2 separate regions of the Homo sapiens genome follow, and region 2 is linked to region 1. Evidence: read pairs that join two places in POLR2A ChIA-PET (ENCODE). Cell type or tissue: PC-9. All regions are shown on one strand. Each heading gives the region's core, and the rest is flanking DNA. Links, peaks and the distances in the headings are about the cores only.

What was found. ChIA-PET counts read pairs that join two places held together with the same protein. Peaks named below come from ENCODE experiments on the same cell type or tissue, not always from the same donor. Only the 100,000 strongest peaks of a DNase experiment are listed, where the experiment ranks them.
Region 2: POLR2A ChIA-PET joins it to region 1 with 6 read pairs; 2 of 35 experiments call an interaction of 5 or more read pairs at or near these places.

Annotation. Positions count from the first base shown.
Region 1 is chr12:70,303,697-70,309,704 of GRCh38, reverse strand. All of the region lies in intron 2 of CNOT2 (CCR4-NOT transcription complex subunit 2), which reads right to left. Among named protein-coding and RNA genes, the nearest start is that of KCNMB4, 60 kb to the left of the region's middle. In PC-9, for the core only: no CTCF peak of the experiment used is centred there; no DNase peak of the experiment used is centred there; H3K27ac peaks cover 378 bases.
Region 2 is chr12:69,596,231-69,602,238 of GRCh38, reverse strand. CCT2 (chaperonin containing TCP1 subunit 2) reads right to left here. Exons shown (of 16, transcript NM_006431.3): 11 at 4,964-5,083; 12 at 4,473-4,601; 13 at 4,168-4,271; 14 at 3,818-3,917; 15 at 2,235-2,376; 16 at 669-944. The coding sequence ends at 914. Among named protein-coding and RNA genes, the nearest start is that of LRRC10, 12 kb to the left of the region's middle. In PC-9, for the core only: no CTCF peak of the experiment used is centred there; no DNase peak of the experiment used is centred there.

The sequences.
Region 1 (6,008 bases), core at 1,357-3,856:
CAAGGTGACTATGTCTTTTCACAAGTACATTTTTGGGGAAAACTCATCTCAAATTTGATATCTGTCTTGTACATTCATTATGACTAAGAATATTTCCTTCCATTATAAATGAGTGAACAATTTCCATGTCTCATTTCAAAAAATGCTGTAGTCACTATTACATATCAGTAGACGTGGTGAACTATGTTGCAGACTTTGAAGGCCAAACTTTACGTGTAACTCTGTTGAAAGCACCCATGCTGTTTAATATTTCTTATATATTTTAAGTTCCCTGTTAAATATGTAGGAAACTTAATTATTTGACTGTCTTTCCTCCTGAGGTCTGAAAACCTATTCAGTCAGGTATAAATAAAGTCTAAGGACAGCTAACCTATTACTTTGCTATATGCTTTTAGGCAAGTAATCGCTTGAGGTGTGAAATATACAAAGATATTTTTTAAGGGTCTAACAATTTATTAGAACACAGGTACTTAATCTTTTTTTGGGAAACAGACTCCTGGTGAATCTCAGAATGCTATTCTGTAACTCTGTTATTTCAGACCAGGATCCCGCATGCCTATCCACCAGCTCCCTAAGTAGTCCCTACTAGGGGGAAAACAGATGTTTCTTAGTGAGTAATTTCAAAAAGGAAACAGTGGCAAAAAATCACTTTAGAGCTTGCAAATTAAGATTCACTACACATAAGATTTTAGAAGTTTGTTTTTTGAAAGTTAAAGATACATTTAATTATCTTTATAGAACTCTTACTATTGAGCTCTAATTCTAAGAAAGAATAAACATGGAAAATGCATAATTCAATAATTATTCAATAAAGTTTCAGGTGAATATCAAGGCATCTCTCATCAAATTTTATACACATAAATAAGCTCAAATTGATAAACTCTTCTTTTGACACTGTTTGTATAACACTTATCATCAAGACCATTATAGACTCCTAGAATTCTAAAATTGAAATTAATTGTATAGAATTAAAATTTTTATGCTTAATATCTTGCAAAAAGGTTTGGTTTGAAGGCAAAATTAAACATATGTTCCAGACGAAAGAAAATGAAGAAATGTTCCTTTTCCATCAATACCAGATTTTCTCAAGAGTCACTGTGTGTGTGTGTGTGTGTGTGTGAGAGAGAGAGAGAGAGAGAGAGAGAGAGAAAATATACCAAACTTAAGCTTAATTTCTGTTTTGTGTGCTCTGGCACAGAAATTACACATCAGTGACAATACTAATTATTCTTACATGACTTCAGCAAATAATTAAAAAACAAAACGAGAGTGAGACAGAGAGAAAGACAGATGGAGGGAGGGAGAGGTAAGGGTGTTTTACTCTCCCCCATGAATGCAAACCCCCATCCAGAGATGGGTGCTGGTATGAGACAATTCTAATCCATGGCAAAATCACAAGAGAAAAAGACAACACAGGTTTTTCATAAAGCTAGATTTATTTAATTTTAAAGTGCCCGTCCTTTATTCTACATAGAATGATGGAACAGGGTAGGAAGTATTTAAAAATAATCAGGGAACATAAAACTGAGATGAAAACAAGCAGAGAAGTAACTGACCAGGCAAATGCTTGAAGGAAAAGCAGTCAGTTCAGAGGGTCAGTAAACCCCTCACTGGTATGGCTCAGGCAGCATGAACTTAGGTGGTGAAGGGTAGGAACTCATGTCAGAGAGACTGGTTGGGGCTAGACCATATAGTACACCTCGAGAGCCTGAGAGACTTTGGATTTTATTCTTTGTTAGACGGGAAATCAAGAGAGGATTTAGGCGAAGCTTAAGAGTAACTTAATTTGGCTTTTTTTTTTTTTTAAAGGTCCTAGCTACTCCATGAGGAATGGGCTAAAGAGGGTATAAAACGAAAGCAGGAAAATGCATTAGGAGGCCAGTGATAGATAATGATGGCCTAATAGGGTGGTGAGTAGTAGTTGAATAAAGGATATACTCTGAGGCAGAACTAGTAGGAATGGATGGATGGATGATATGAAAGGGTTAAACTATACCCATCTTCTCCCTGAAAGAGAAATTAGGGTACATAAAAATCAATTTCTATAAATTTCAAAGAGGATATGTCAATTATATCGAAATACATTGAAATTACTGGTTACAACGTATGTTAAAAAGTTAATTTGGTAAATAAAAATTTTAATAAACGACAGTCATGTGCAGCATGACATTTCAGTCAATGATGGACCATATATACAACGGTGGTCCCGTAAGATTATAAACAAGCTGAAAAATTCCTATTGCCTAGTGATGCCTTGATAGACCTAAGCAAATACATGAGTGTGTGTATCAGTTTTCAACAAAACAAAAACATCTAAAAAGTAAAAAAACAAAAAAATTCAAATAGAAAAAAGCTAAGTATGAATATAAGGGAAGAAAATATTTTTGTACAGCTGTACGTGTTTAAGTCAAGTATTAAAGAGTCCAAAAGATTTTAAAAAATTAAAAAGGTTATAAAGTAAAAAAGTTACGGTAAGCTAAGGTTAACTCATTATTCGAGAATGAAAATTTTTAAATAAATTTAGTGTAGCCTAAGTGTACAGTGTTTCCAATGTCCACAGTAGTATACTGTAATGTCCTAAGCCTTTACATTCACACACCACTTACTGAATTACCCAGAACAACTTCCAGTTCTGCAAGCTCCGTTTATGATAAGTGCCCTATAAAGGTGTAACCTTTTTAAAAAAATGTTTTGTATCTTATTTTCACTGTACCCTTTCTGTGTTTAGGTATGTTTAAATACACAAATACCAATGTGTTACAACTGCCTACAGAATTCGTATAGCAATATGCTGTACATGTTTATAGCCTAGGAGCAAGAGGTTATATCATCCAGGTTTGTTTAAGTATGGTCCACATTCACAAAAGTGCCTGACGCATTTCTCAGAATGTACTCCCATTGTTATGGCTGTAGTTTAAACTATGGCTGTAGTTTAAAATTAAATCAGACTTCATCTTGGATATACAGCATTAGAATCTTTGGTGTGTACAATTTGTCAGCTTTATTCAAGCAAACAAGTCAAGGGCTTATATATACTTTGTTAAGTGACCACCTTTTTACTTGACACTCACACCAGACTTTCTAAGACAAATTGAGATTTTTTTTTACCAGGAAAGAATATATGCATGTAGCAAAACCAATGTTTCTTAAACCTTTTTTGAACACAGATCTAAAACGTTTAATCAAGACATTTAATCTTTCCTTTGATTTCATAAGAACTAAGCAGCATATTCTAAAAAGTAAACAGAGGTCAGGAATGGTGGCTCATGCCTACAATGCCAGCACTTTGGGAGGCCAAGGCAGGCAGATCACTTGAGGTCAGGAGTTCAAGACCAGCCTGGCCAACAACGTGAAACCCTGTCTCTACTAAAAATACAAAAAATTAGCCAGGCATGGTGGCATGCACCTGTAATCCCAGCTACTCAGGAGGCTGAGGTGGGAGAACTGCTTGAACCCAGGAGGTGGAGGTTGCAGTGAGCCAAGATCATCATGCCACTGCACTCTAGCCTGGCCGACACCACGAGACTACGTCTTAAAATAAAATAAAATTAAATTAAAAATACAGAGATAAGTAAGCTAATCCTCTGTACCAAACCAAATCCCCAAAAGGAATTGGTCTCAGAAAGTAATAAAGAATTAAACTGGAAGACGTAATGGAGCCACTTAAGTTGGCTGGATTTTCCCAGTATATTCCTCCTTCATTATTTAGTTTAGACTAGCTATGAATTCCTAAGGCATGACATTCTCAACATTTAAATACAGTATTTCAAAGCCAAATGTGGTAAATCAGAATAATCACAGAAATTTACCAAAAAAAAAAAAAAAAAAAAACAAACTTCAGATAAAATAACCAAGAACTTCAGAGAAGACGGGTAAAGTGGTCCCTGATACAGGCAGGATGAATGGCAATTAGGGAACCAACGAAGTAAGAGGCAGGCCTGAAGATACACAGAGGATACACCTAAAAATCCCTGAGATCATCACCTCAACATGACTTTGCAGCACTAACTATCTTAGAACCCAACACAAATCTTATGTTTCAGCTTAATTTTGGCTATTCACAGTTGTTACTGTTCATGGTAATCTCTGAAAAATGTCACTTTAACTCTCAAAAATGCTGTCTGTAACCTTTGTGATCTTCAACAATTAAAATTCAAGCTGATCAAACCAACCCTATATATTTATTGAAATTATTTATATCATCAATATCTTTTCATCTCTACGGTCATTTCCTAGCTGATATGGTTTGGCTCTGTGTCTGAACCCAAATATCACCTTGAACTGTAATAATCCCCACGTGTCGCAGAAGGAACCCCGTGGGAGGTGACTGAATCATGAAGGCGGGTATTTCCTGTGCTGTTCTCATGATTGTGAATAAGTCTCATGAGGGTGGAGCCAAGATGGCCGAATAGGAACAGCTCCAGTCTATAGCTCCCAGCATGAGTGTCGCAGAAGATGGGTGATTTCTGCATTTCCAACTGAGGTACCGGGTTCATCTCACTGGGCAGTGCCGGACAGTGGGTGCGGGACAGTGGGTGCGGCGCACCATGCGTGAGCCGAAACAGGGCGGGGCATCGCCTCACCCGGGAAGCCCAAGGGGTCAGGGAATTCCCTTTCCTAGTCAAAGAAAGGGGTGACGAATGGCACCTGGAAAATCGGGTCACTCCCACCCTAATACTGCACTTTTCCAACAGGTTTAACAAAAGGCACACCAGATTATATCCCGCACCTGGCTCAGAGGGTCCTACGCCCACGGAGCCCGGCTCATTGCTAGCACAGCAGTCTGAGATCAAACTGCAAGGCAGCAGCCAGGCTGGGGGAGGGGTGCCCGCCATTGCCAAGGCTTGAGTAGGTAAACAAAGCAGCCAGGAAGCTCGAACTGGGTGGAGCCCACCACAGCTCAAGGAGGCCTGCCTGCCTCTGTAGGCTCCACCTCTGGGGGCAGGGCACAGACAAACAAAAGGCAGCAGTAACCTCTGCAGACTTAAATGTCCCTGTCTGACTGCTATGAAGAGAGTAGTGGTTCTACCAGCACACAGCTTGAGATGTGAGAACGGGCAGACTGCCTCCACAAGTGGGTCCCTGACCCCCCAGTAGGGGCGGACTGACACCCCACACGGCCAGATACTCCTGAGACAAAACTTCCAGAGGAATGATCAGGCAGCAGCATTTGTGGTTCACCAATATCTGCTCTTCTGCAGCCACCGCTGCTGATACCCAGGCAAACAGGGTCTGGAGTGGACCTCCAGCAAACTCCAACAGACCTGCAGCTGAGGGTCCTGGCTGTTAGAAGGAAAACTAACAAACAGAAAGGACATCCACACCAAAAACCCACCTGTACGTCACCATCATCAAAGACCAAAGGTAGATAAAACCACAAAGATGGGGAAAAAACAGAGCAGAAAAACTGGAAACTCTAAAAAGCAGAGCGCCTCTCCTCCTCCAAAGGAATGTAGCTCCTCACCAGCAACGGAACAAAGCTGGACCGAGAATGACTTTGATGAGTTGAGACAAGAAGGCTTCAGAAGATCAAACTACTCCGAACTAAGGAGGAAGTTCGAACCAATGGCAAAGAAGTTAAAAACCTTGAAAAAAAATTAGACGAATGGATAACTAGAATAACCAATGCAGAGAAGTCCTTAAAGGACCTGATGGAGCTGAAAACCACGGCACGAGAACGTGACGAATGCACAAGCCTCAGTAGCCAATGAGATCAGCTGGAAGAAAGGGTATCAGCGATGGAAGACGAAATGAATGAAATGCAGCGAGAAGTTTAGAGAAAAAAGAATAAAAAGAAATAAACAAAGTCTCCAAGAAATATGGGACTATGTGAAAAGACCAAATCTACTTGGTGTACCTGAAAGTGACGGGGAGAATGGAACCAAGTTGGAAAACACTCTGGAGGATATTATCCAGGAGAACTTCCCCAGTCTGGCAAGGCAGGCCAACATTCACATTCAGGAAATAGAGAGGACTCCACAAAGATACTCCTCGAGAAGAGCAACGCC
Region 2 (6,008 bases), core at 1,946-4,445, 710 kb after region 1:
TGGTGGTGGACTACCATGTAATCCCACCTACTCGAAAAGCTGAGGCAGAAGAATCATTAGAAACTGCAAGGTGGAGGTTGCAGTGAGCCAAGATCGCACCACACTGCACTCCAGCCTGGTGGACAGAGTGAGGCTCCATCTCAAAAAAAAAAAAAACACATCACAGAAAGCATCGTAATTTTTTTCAATGCAAGAGACAGCACTTAGACTACACCAAATTAAATGAGTACTAGTTTATGGCATTTTCACTAAACAAAATTAAATGGGTAAATTAAATCCCAAGCAACTGGGATTATAGGCGCCCACCACTATGCCCAGCTAATTTTTGTATTTTTAGTAGAGATGGGGTTTCACCATGTTGCCCAGGCTGGTCTTGAACTCCTGACCTCAAGTGATCCACCTGCCTTGGCCTCCCAATATTAGGATTACAGGCATGAGCCACCGCACCCAGCCATGATTGAGTGTTCTTATGGCCCAGCAACAAAACCAAAAGATTAATATATGGCGTGTTTATCACATTTGACTTGGACTTATATTAATCAAGATAATTATTTCAAAAATGTAGATGGCCAATCATTAAGCTGGAAAATGCCATATTGAAAATAATCATTAATTTCCATTAAGTAGAGTTCAAACAGAATACACACATATAAGACATAAGAACCAAGTAATTGTTCAAATTTTTATTTTAATGCACAGTATGAGAAATGAACTTTTTTAAATCAACTGATTTGTATGGAAAATGACACGGCAAATAAATTAGACCTATGTTAAAGCGAAGGTCAGCTAAATATCCAAACTTAAGGATATAATGGGCACCGATAAACAGATTCCACAGTCTTCTTTAATAGAGTATCTTTCAAACACAACTTTGCTAGAAACTGGTCCAAAGATCGACAGCACGTGGGAATGCTTAACAGGGGTGGTGATCAGGGACACGTTTCCTATGAGAGTAAGAAAAAAGTCAATAGTGAAAAATGAAGAGCATGATTTTATCCAAAGTATTATACTAAATACAAACACAACTAGAATCCTGTATTAAAACTGTTATAACTCTGCAATGGTTTGCATGTGTGTCCCCTATAACACTCACATTGAAACTGAATCCCCAATGTGGCAGTATTGGAAGTTGGGCTTTTAAGAGGTGACCAAGTTATGTCATGGACTAATGGGTTATATAGGATGGGACTGCTGGCTTTAGGTGAGGAGGAAGACAGACCTGAGCTAGCCACTCAGCCCCCTCCTCTGTGTGATGCCCTGCACCACATCAGGACTGTTCTGCCTTGGGACTCTGCAGACACCCCCACCAACAAGAAGCACCTTCTATTCTCATCTTTTATTCTTTGATGACCATACAATAAGGGGGCATAGAACAATCTTTTGGAAAGATGGGATAAGGGTACTAGTAAATTTGTACTTAATGCTTGTTCAAGGATCTAAAGCTTGAGAAACACTGCTTTTAGAGGCAAACACAACAGTTACGAGAAGCTGAAGAAGCTTAAGAACAGATCAAAGAGTACAGCATTATACAGGGATCATATAGAGAGATAAACTTTTCACCCTTGGTAGCTTATGGGGGGACTAGGATGCTAACCATTGTCAAGAGTTATGAAGCAGCTGTCACAGGGCACTGATCTGAAAAAAAAAGTCTTCTGGAGATTAATAAGGAATATGAAAAAGAAGCCCATGGTCTGGTAGGTCTGGAAGGCTGAGTTAAAATTCAGTTTCTTTATTGCAAATTACTCAGAATTTGCTAATAAAAGATACCTGATCTCTAAAACAGTATCAGACCAAACAAGGTATTATACATTTTTTAAGCGTTATTTCAACTGTGGGTGAGGGCACTGACTTCTTGTGAAGATTTCTGGGAGTAGGTGTGGCTATATGACCTTGCCCTAGAACACTTTAGTTACAGAACTCAGTTTCCTTTTGCTATCATTCTGTTTAAAGACAATAGAAAGCATCACAGCATCTACTGTCCTCAGTACTTGACCTTTCCAAGCATGGCTCTTTCTGTGCCTTTTCAATCCTAAGAGCTACCTCAGCTGCCCATCCCTCTTTCCCCTTAAGTTTTTCTGGCTTAAGTGTTAAGAGTTGTGATATTTTAAATAACTTACATACTTTTATCCAGGCAAAACTGTCTCTGCTTTTCATTAACTCTAATTATAAAATAAATACAGCTCCCTATTTTGTTTTGCTGTTAGTAATTTTTTCTGAGAAAAGTGTTAGGGTACCTGGGTGCCGCTTTGATGATGTTGTCCACACGCAGAATCACCTCTGCTGCTTCAGCTGCACTCAGAAGAACCTGTCGCTTCACTTGAAAACTTTCTGTTATACCCAGGATAGCCATATCTCCAATGGTGCCTTCCCTCATATCTGCAAAGAAAAACAAATTTACTAAAAAGCAGTTTTAACTAAAGTATCAAAACATCTCTAATGATTTATAATAAAAATTAATCCTATTAATAAAATTAGGACACCCAACTACTTTACTCAGTAGGTAGATAAGCCTACAAATGAGCTCAAAGAAAGCCTTTAAAAAAATTAAAAGGGGCCGGGTGCAGCGGCTCACATCTGTACTCCCAGCACTTTGGGAGGCTGAGGCAGGTAGATCACCTAAGGTCAGGAGTTGGAGACCAGCCTGGCAAACATGGTGAAACCCCGTCTACTAAAAATATAAAAAATTAGCCGGGCATGGTGGTGGGCACCTGTAATCCCAGCTACTCAGGAGGCTGAGGCAGGATAATCACTTGAACCCAGGAGGCAGAGGTGGCAGTGAGCTGAGATCATGCCTCTGCACTCCAGCCTGAGTAACAACAGTGAAACTCTATCTCAAAAAATAAATAAATAAAATAAAAGGGGCCAGGATCAGTGGCTCACACCTATAATCCTAGCACTTTGGGAGGCTGAGGCAGGAGGATTGCTTGAGGCCAGCCTGAACAACATAGTGAGACTGCCCCCCCATCTCTAAGAAAATAAAAATAATTTAGTCAGGCATTGTGGCACATGCCTTTAGCCCTAACTACTTGGAAGGCTGAGGAAGGAGAACTGCTTGAGCCAGGGGTTCAAGGCTGCAGTGAATTATCATGGTGCCACTGCACTCCAGCCTGGGGAACAGAGCAAGACCATTGTGTCAGTTATAATAATAGTAATAACAACAATAATGTCAACTACTGATCACCCATATTAATAGAAGACAACATATCAAATAATAAAAAACAAATGGAAGAAAATTCATAAGTTACCTACCCAACTTCTCTTCTTGTGAGAATCCTGCTTCATTTTCTCACAGATTAACTGGTGCTCCCTCTTGTTCAATGACAGGATTATCTACCTTCTTAAGACTACTCTATAATGTCCAGCACAGCTTGTCAGAAAGTTTTTCAATATGAATTAAATCTGCCTCATTGGCCACTTTTATCTATGGACTAGAGATCTGTGATCTGTACTCAAGATTATCTTGCAGTAAGTTTACTATGAAATTAGAAGTTAATACTGATTGTATAAACAACATAATAGTTTATGTTATTTTTCAGAATGTAAGTATTGTTTATATTTAAATCCTATAGTCGTTATATACCAAATAGTTACAAATCTTCTAACCAGTTTTACATGTCTTATGGAATAACAAAGTTTGGGAAATGCTGAGCATATAAAGTCACACACATTTTCCCAGCACATGTAATGATTATGAGGACAAAGTCCAAAAGAGTCTTTTATACGGTTATTGTAACTCTTTATGTTCCAAAAGAAAAAAAAAGCTTAGTGAAAAGAGTTACTTTTAACAACGGCCACAAAGTTCCCCTTGATTGCTTACCCAATCCAGCAGTGGTATTGCCTTCACTGTGAGCAGCCCTGAGCTGTGCCACCAGGTCTGCACTGTCATAGCCTGCATTGTCAGCTATGATGGTTGGCAACTATGAAAATGAAGAAAACAAGTAACTACTCACTCTACTGTAAGAACCACTGATTTACTCCTAACTAGGATAGCTTTTTAAAATTATACATTTAGGAACAATGTAAAATCTGCTTCAGTTACTGCTCACGAAGAGGAGAAACTCCAGAATCAAATTTAAAAGCAGTATTAACCAGTTCATTTTCTACTCATTTTAAAACTATCAATAACCACAAAACTTAAGTTCGGATCTCTCATTTTGATTAACTTACCATTCTCAGTGCTTTAGCATAAGACTCCATTGCAACAGCTTCTTTGCCTGGTGTTCTATTGGCAAGCTGTGTCACAGCATGAGCCATCAACATCTCAGAACAGCCTAAAGATTAAAATTCCAATAAAATATTGCAATGCTTAGTTGTCTCCAAGATACTGAATTACTGACTTTAAGATATGCCAAGCATTTTAAAATTTAGTGCAAAAGCAATATAAGATTTCTGTAAGAACCATTAAAACCACTTATGACTTATATTGTACTTTAAGAAATTAAAAATATATTCAACATTTTCTAAATGCTTACCTCCTCCATAAACTGTTCTAGAGTCCTTTACAGTTTGCGCAAGAACACAAAGAGCATCATGCAATGATCTTTCTGCTTCATCTAAAATTTGTTGAGTGGCACCACGCAAAACAATGGTACAAGCCTCACCTAAAATTAAAAGACACAGTGACCACTTAGGGATAAAAAGTTTGCCTTCTATTATTTATGCCGGTGTTGGTTATATTACTGGGTTCTGAAAGCTGACCTGTCTTCCTGTATTATACATTCTCCAACAATCAAGGCTCATAATGGTTCTAAGTTATCAAGGAAAAAAAACTGTTGAACATGCACTGTTCACAAAGACACGGTAAATATGAGGTTGACTCAAGAGACTGAAACAAAGTATGTATCATGCTTCTGAAGAGTTAAGACTTGTAAGATATGCTATTCTAGTAACTACAATAACCTTTACTTCAACAGAGCCTAGCAAGAATTTAGACACCCTAACCAGGATCTACATAATCACTCACCAAGGGCAACCCCAGAAAAGTGAATGAGTTTGTCTTCTCCAATCATGACTTCCTCGATAAGTTTGCAACTTCCAAGCTTCACCAGTTCTGGGTGATCAAAGGTAGAGGCAATTTCACCACCTATAAACATAAACATGTATTAGTTAAATGCACAGCAGGCTTAAAATTCCTGTTTTCTAATAAGCAGTAATGGATAGATAATGATAGGTAATGTGTTTCACATTTTAAAAATTGATTGCTGATTATATTCCTGGCACTCTTTTTAAATACTTCATATCGACTAATTATTTAATCTTTAAAATAATCCTCTTGGATAGGCTCCATTATTATCCCATTTTACACATGATAAAAATGAGGCCAAGAGGTTTACCTTCCTATCCAAAGACCTAACTAGGATGAATATAAAAAGCTGGGGTTCAAACTCAAGCAGTCTGGCTTCAGACCTATAAGCACACACTATACAATACTACCTTCCCAAGGTTAAACTGAGTCTTAAAGCAGTTACTTTTGAGTTTAAATTCAGATTCTCTTCTGAATCCAACCTATAAGACTAAGACCTCATGATACAATTCCCAGCACAAGACATGAAAATATTTGTCCTATAAGTCAACCACTATACACTTCATGAACTGCTTAATAAGCACCTGATATCTCTAATTATCACAAATGAAATGTCCTAAGGCCTAAAAAAACAAGAAATGCATACTAAGAATTTCCCAGACCAAATTTAATAAGAACAAATTAATTTAGTCCTTATGTCTCATTTCTATTCCTATTTTCCCTCCATCTTCCATGCTGTAAACTGAACAGGTCAGCCACTTCGTTCCCTATTTCCTAACTAAGCAAAAGTCAGGTTTCCATTTCAAAATCCTTTTCTCTAGCTGACTACTCCTTTCATAATGTGAATTGCATATATTATCAATCAACCCTTCTTTTCCTATGCCTTACTGATAAATCTGTCAATGCTCTATTATTTATTTTATAATAAATTCATAAAGACTCTGGTCTTTGAAACTACTAATTTATACTCATAATTTGTATAAAG